Linked DNA regions of Mus musculus: region 2 is linked to region 1. Evidence: chromatin loops called from intact Hi-C (ENCODE). Cell type or tissue: gastrocnemius. All regions are shown on one strand. Each heading gives the region's core, and the rest is flanking DNA. Links, peaks and the distances in the headings are about the cores only. Region 1 has its middle 36 kb from the start of Gm36199. Region 2 overlaps Gm36199 (a long non-coding RNA gene).

What was found. Peaks named below come from ENCODE experiments on the same cell type or tissue, not always from the same donor. Only the 100,000 strongest peaks of a DNase experiment are listed, where the experiment ranks them.
Region 2: it touches region 1 in a loop (2.6-fold over the local background); 3 of 42 quality-filtered maps call a loop at or near these places.

The regions. Positions count from the first base shown.
Region 1 is chr17:29,397,038-29,399,942 of GRCm38, forward strand. No RefSeq gene overlaps it. Among named protein-coding and RNA genes, the nearest start is that of Gm36199, 36 kb to the right of the region's middle. In gastrocnemius, for the core only: a CTCF peak has its summit at 1,252 (motif pointing left); a DNase peak (open chromatin) is centred at 1,217; H3K4me3 peaks cover 1,124 bases; H3K27ac peaks cover 1,836 bases.
Region 2 is chr17:29,452,627-29,455,531 of GRCm38, forward strand. The region is part of intron 2 of Gm36199 (a long non-coding RNA gene); the gene reads left to right. It also overlaps a transcript of Gm26885 not described here. Among named protein-coding and RNA genes, the nearest start is that of Gm36486, 16 kb to the left of the region's middle. In gastrocnemius, for the core only: a CTCF peak has its summit at 1,686 (motif pointing right); no DNase peak of the experiment used is centred there; H3K27ac peaks cover 379 bases.

The sequences.
Region 1 (2,905 bases), core at 255-2,754:
TCGGTTGTTCCTTGACACCAGCAGTGCTACTTTCTGGCCAGCAGGTGGTGCTGTGTGCCTCTGCTGCAGGCTGGTCCAGCCTTAAAGTCTCCCTTGCTGTCAGGAATAGAGAGGACTGAGCTGGCACAGAGCCCACAGGGTATCTGGGCTGCTTGGGGGCTCCTGGACGGAGGTGGGAGGATGGGGTAGGGCAGGCCATTCTGGTTTTCCTATCAAACAACCAGGGGTCTGGTGCCTCCCATCCCAAACGCCGATTAAGCCATGTTAGTCTAAAGCCAGACCTGAGGGGACCCAACAGGACCTCTTAAGTTTTGGGCAGCTCTGGGCACAGAGGTTAAGGAGCATGGCCTCAGAATCCTATTGCTGGCTCTGCTTGTTTGTGTGTATTTTTAATTACTGTCTGTGTATTGTTGTTGTTGTGATTGTTATTATTATTATTATTAATGAAAGAGGGTCATGATAATCCCTAAAGTGAGGTTGTGGTATTCAATTGTGGGGTAGGTACTCTTGAATGGTCCTGTATCCCTCAGAAGTTGGAGACAGACTTAAGAGTCATCAATCAGTTCCTAAACCTGCCAGCGCTATATGAGAACCAGAGTCAAAAAAGAGGCTCAGGGAGAGGCTGGTCTATACTTAAAAGCACTTCTACTCTGGTTTGGGTCCCAGTATCCACGTGGTGACTAACAATAGCTTGTAACTCCAATCCCAAGGGATCTGACACCTTCTGACCTCCATTAGCTCCGGCATGTGTGTCGTTCACATGCACACACACACACACACACACACACAATCACATAAATAATCTTAGCTTTTTTCTTTAAGTTAAAACGGGGGCGGGGCGGGGTGGGGGGAGGGATGCTGTCTGGCTTGTTAGATTTCATCTGAGCAGCCTCACCTCCCAAGCTGCAGGTTGGCTGCATCTGGGGTGGAGTGTGTGCGTTTGTGTTTCCATCCAGTTCCTGGGTGGCCCTGGTGCTGCTGTGATTCTGGCGGACCCGGGTGAGAACCACAGGAGGCTAACAGTCCCAGGAAAGCCAGGGTTTTGCACCAGGCAAACAGCAGTCGCCTCCAGCGAGGAGCGGATGGAGGCCAAGGAGACAGATGGGCACACCCCAGGGCAGCAAGGGTCCCTGGGGAGGAGACACCTCCCCCCTCCACCAGGAGCCTGGGCGGAAGGAAATGGAGGAGGGTCGATCACCCTTTCCCGCCACATCTGTCAGCATGGCCAGCCCCGCCCCCTACGGGCCCTGCAGGGAAGAGGTGGACCCAGGCGCGGGCCCAGGCAGATGGCCGGCCTCTTCGATCCACGTGGCTGCAGCGTTTCCCTGGAACGGGCGGGTGGATCAGTTCCCCCTATCAGCCTGGGCCTTTGCTTCTGGGAATTCACGTTTCCTTTCTCTTTCCTTTCCCTTTTCAATATTAGACTTTAAACAGATTATCATTAAAAACAGTGCAAGGCCGACGATACAGCGCGCCGCAGTGCAAGTCGGAAAAGTTAAAAAAAGAAGAAGAACAAGAAAAAGAAAAAAGGTGATATTAACACCCCAAACCAGTGTTTGGTGAATAATCACTTCAGGACCGGGCCAGTAGCTCCGTGGCAGGGAGCGTGCCTGGTATTCAAAAGGCTGAGGTTAAACCCCTGCAGTAAACAAAACTCGCTGGGGGTTCTTTGAGACACAGTCCCAGTAATTAGACTAGCTTGGGACTTCCGACCCTCTGGCCCACACCTTAAATGCTGGGATCCGTATTCACCACCAATACTGGGTTCACTTGGCAAGGGGTCTGCCATCTGGACTTCATGCATGCTAACCAGCAGCCATACCTGCAGTCCTTCATGCACATACCCGGGGGTGTTTGTTCGTTGGATCGAACTCGGGCTTGGTGGCAAAAAGCCTTACCTGCCTTACCCGCTGAGCCATCTTGCCAGCCCCTTTTTGCCCTTTTTTGGGGTACTTTTGAGACAAGGTCTCACTCCATAGCTCTGACTGCCCTGGAATTTGCTCTAAAGATCAAGAGACCCTCCAACCTGTCATCCTCCTGCTCCTGCCTCCGGAATTACAGCGATCCCACGTGTGCGATACCTGGCGATAACATTAATAAAGTTCATTTGCTTTTCCCTGCCTATGTGTCTGCCTGGCACGGGACATTAAATCCAATTGCTATTGCAGAGTGAGCATGGACCTTTGACATTACGATACATAGGAAAACTAAGGTGAAGGCCCACACAGTGACCCTAGCGAGATAGGAGAAAGCGTCAGCCAGCGGGATTTACACCCCTTCCTGCTTCAGACTTGCAGGCTCATTATTTATTTATTTAGCTTCTCTAAATAACCCCAGGGAAGGGCTGTAGGCCTTAAGTGCTGCCTTGCATTTCAGAAGGCTCGCCCCAGGGAACTTCCTAGAAAGGGACTCACTGGGTCAAAGGGCATGGGGGTGTGAATACTCGGTGTGTTTAAACAAACTGCTTTCTGAAGAGGTTGCACAGGTTGACGTGGGGGTGGGAGGGGCAGTGATGGCGGCTTGCAGGTGCCGAATGGTACCAAACCCTGCCTGTGAAATACAAGGAAGATACTTAAGGACCCACATACACACACACACACACACACACACACACACACACACACACACACACACGGCAATCACCCGGCACAGGCCACCCAGATGCACACCAAAGCATGCGGCGCTGCCCTTCTGCTTGGGAAGCCAAGGTTGCTCAGGTCCTGTTTCATGTCCAGTCTGCATACAAACAGGACTTCAAAACACACCCTATAAGTATCCCCCACCCCACCTCATAGCCCCTTTCCATCTCCCCCAACCCCATCCCTTGCCTCCTTGGCAGGTCCCCAACTCGACCGGCCAGGAAGCAGGGTGTGGTGGTGCTGAGTGCTGTCAGTCCTAGAACCCT
Region 2 (2,905 bases), core at 185-2,684, 56 kb after region 1:
GGTTCTCCCAGCATCCCTCAGTCCCGACTTGGTATACCCCACCCTAAACCCTGGAGACCCCAGATCAGGGGCTGGGCTGCTCTTCCTCCAGAGGCTCTTGCTCTTTCTTTCTTTCTTTCTTTCTTTCTTTCTTTCTTTCTTTCTTTCTTTCTTTCTTTCTTTCTTTCTTTCTTTCTTTCCTCCTTCCTTTCTTTCTTTCTTTCTTTCTTTCTTTCTTTCTTCCTTCCTTCCTTCCTTTCTTTCTTTCTTTCCTCCTTCCTTTCTTTCTTTCTTTCTTTCTTTCTTTCTTTCCTCCTTTCTTTCTTTCTTTCTTTCTTTCTTTCTTTCTTTCTTTCTTTCTTTTGGTTTTTTGAGACAGGGTTTCTTTGTGTAGCCCTGGCTGTCCTGGAACTCACTCTGTAGACCAGACTGGTCTCAGAAATCCTCCTGCCTCTGCCTCCCGAGTACTGGGATTAAAGGCGTGTGCCACCACGCCCGGCTGCTATTTCAAATATAATCCAGACACTTTGGTCCCTTCTTTTCTCTCCTCTCCTCTCTCTCTCCTCTCCCTCTCTCTCTCCCTTCTCCCCTTCCCCCTCCCTCTCTCTCTCCCTTCCCCCCTCCCCCTCCCCCTCCTCTCCTCTCCTCTCTCTCTTTTTTCTTTCTCCCCTTTTTCCCCCTCTGTCTCCCTTCCATAGCTACTTCCTTAGATTCCTTCCTTGGAACCTCTGAACCAGTGGCCTCACCCACCCGAAGGCGGGTTCCCAAATAAACCTGTGTTTAAATATAAACTCTAATCTAGCTTGAATTCCTTCATTTCACCAGTGGAGAAATAACTTATCACAAACTAATACCCGAAAACCAAAGTTGGAAAACTGATGAGTTACAGTTAATTTTGGATTTGTTGTTATTCTGAGACAGAGTCTCTCTGTAGCCCTGGCTATCTTGGAACTCTCTTTGTAGACCAGGTTAGCCTTAAACTTAGAGACCGATCTGGCTGCCTCTGCCTTCCAAGTGCTGGGATTAATTCACTATGCCTAGCAGATTTTTTCTTTTTTAGTTTATTTATTTACTTATTTGGGGGGGTGGGGGGGGTGGTAGGACAAGGTCTTAGAGAGCTCAGGCTGGTTTCAGATGCCAGGTAGCTGGGAGTCTGGGCCTGTTCTGTTTGTTTAGCTACAGAATCCATTCTGTAGTTCTGGGTGGCCTTAAATTTAGCAATCATCTCATCTCGTCTCTTTCTCTAGAGTACTGGAGTTAGAGACATGGCTAACACATTTAGCTTTTTCCCCCAGTATTAACTTTTTTAGCTGGGAGTGGTGGCGCCTTTAATCCCAGTACTGAGGAGGCAGAAGCAGGGAGACCTCAGTTCTAGGTCAGTCGATTTACAGAGTGAGTTCCATGGCAGCCAGGGCTACATCATGAGATTCTCCCTTGAAAAAAATAGAGGTTATTTTTAAAAATCTGTGCATCAGGGGCTGGGTGTGGTGGCGCATGCCTTTAATCCCAGCACTGGGGAGGCAGAGGCAGGCGGATTTCTGAGTTCGAGGCCAGCCTGGTCTACAAAGTGAGGTCCAGGACAGCCAGGGCTATACAGAGAAACCCTGTCTCGAAAAACCAAAAAAAAAAAAAAAAAAAAAAAAAAATCTGTGCATCAGTGTGAGGGTATGTACACCTGAGTGCAGTTCCCCTCAGCAGCCAGAAGAGGGCATCAGATTCCACCTGGAGCTGGAGTAACAGTTCTTTGTGAACCACAGACTATGGCTGTTGAACTCTGGTCCTCTGAAAAGAAAAACCAGTATTTTTAACCTCTGAGTCATCTCTCCAGTCCCTAGTATGGCTTTATGTAAGAAAAAGTAAAGAAATCAGGTGCACTCTCCAGCCCTTGGGAAGTTAAGGCAGGAGGATGGGAGTTTAAGGTTAACCCCAATTAAATAGTATGCTTGAGACCTCTCTGGACAATAATGATACCCTGTCTCAAATACACACACAATAAATAAGTAAATAAATAAATAAATAAATAAATAAATAAATAAATAAGCAAACAAATAAGGACTTGACGAGACAGCTCTGTTGTTAACAAAGCATGACTGTTAAAAAGAAGCAAGCATGAAAACCTGGTGTGGCCGGGCGTGGTGGCGCACGCCTTTAACTCCAGCACTCAGGTGGCAGAGGCAGGCTGATTTCTGAGTTCAAGGCCAGCTTGGTCTACAAAGTGAGTTCCAGGGCAGTCAGGGCTACACAGAGAAACCCTGTCTCAAAAAAAAAAAAAAAAAAAAAAAAAAGCAAAGCAAAAAGAAAGAAAGAAAACAAAAGAAAAAGAAAACCTGCCGGGCGGTGGTGGCATACACCTTTAATCCCCAGCACTTGGGAGGCAGAGGCAGGCAGATTTCTGAGTTCGAGGCCAGCCTGGTCTACAAAGTGAGTTCCAGGACAGCCAGGGCTATAAAGAGAAACCCTGTCTCCAAAAAAAGAAAAAAAAAGAAAACCTGGTGTGGTGGGACAAGCCTTTTCAGTGCTCAGCGCTTGGGAGGCTGAGAGGGGTGGATTTCTGTGGGGTTGAGTCTAGTCTGGTCTATGTGGTGAGTTCCAGGACAGCCAGGGTTACACAGTGAGACCCTGTCTGGGGGGTGGGGGTGGGGGGGAGAAGGAGGAGGAGGAAGGGAGAGAGGAAGAAAGAGAGAGCCAGCCTGGGTTCAATCAACAGCACCCATGTAACAGTGCGTGCCTGTAACCTCAGAGCTGGGGAGCTGGAAGCTCAAGGTGCCCTGGAGCTGGCAGGTGGCTAGGTAAAGTCCTTAGCGAGTGAGGAACATACCAGATGAGGACCTTTGCTCTCCACAAGCATGCACACACACACATAGACACACAAAACAAAAATTTTAGGTGGCCTTTGTCCCCGAAGGCCCCAGATGGCTACCTCTCA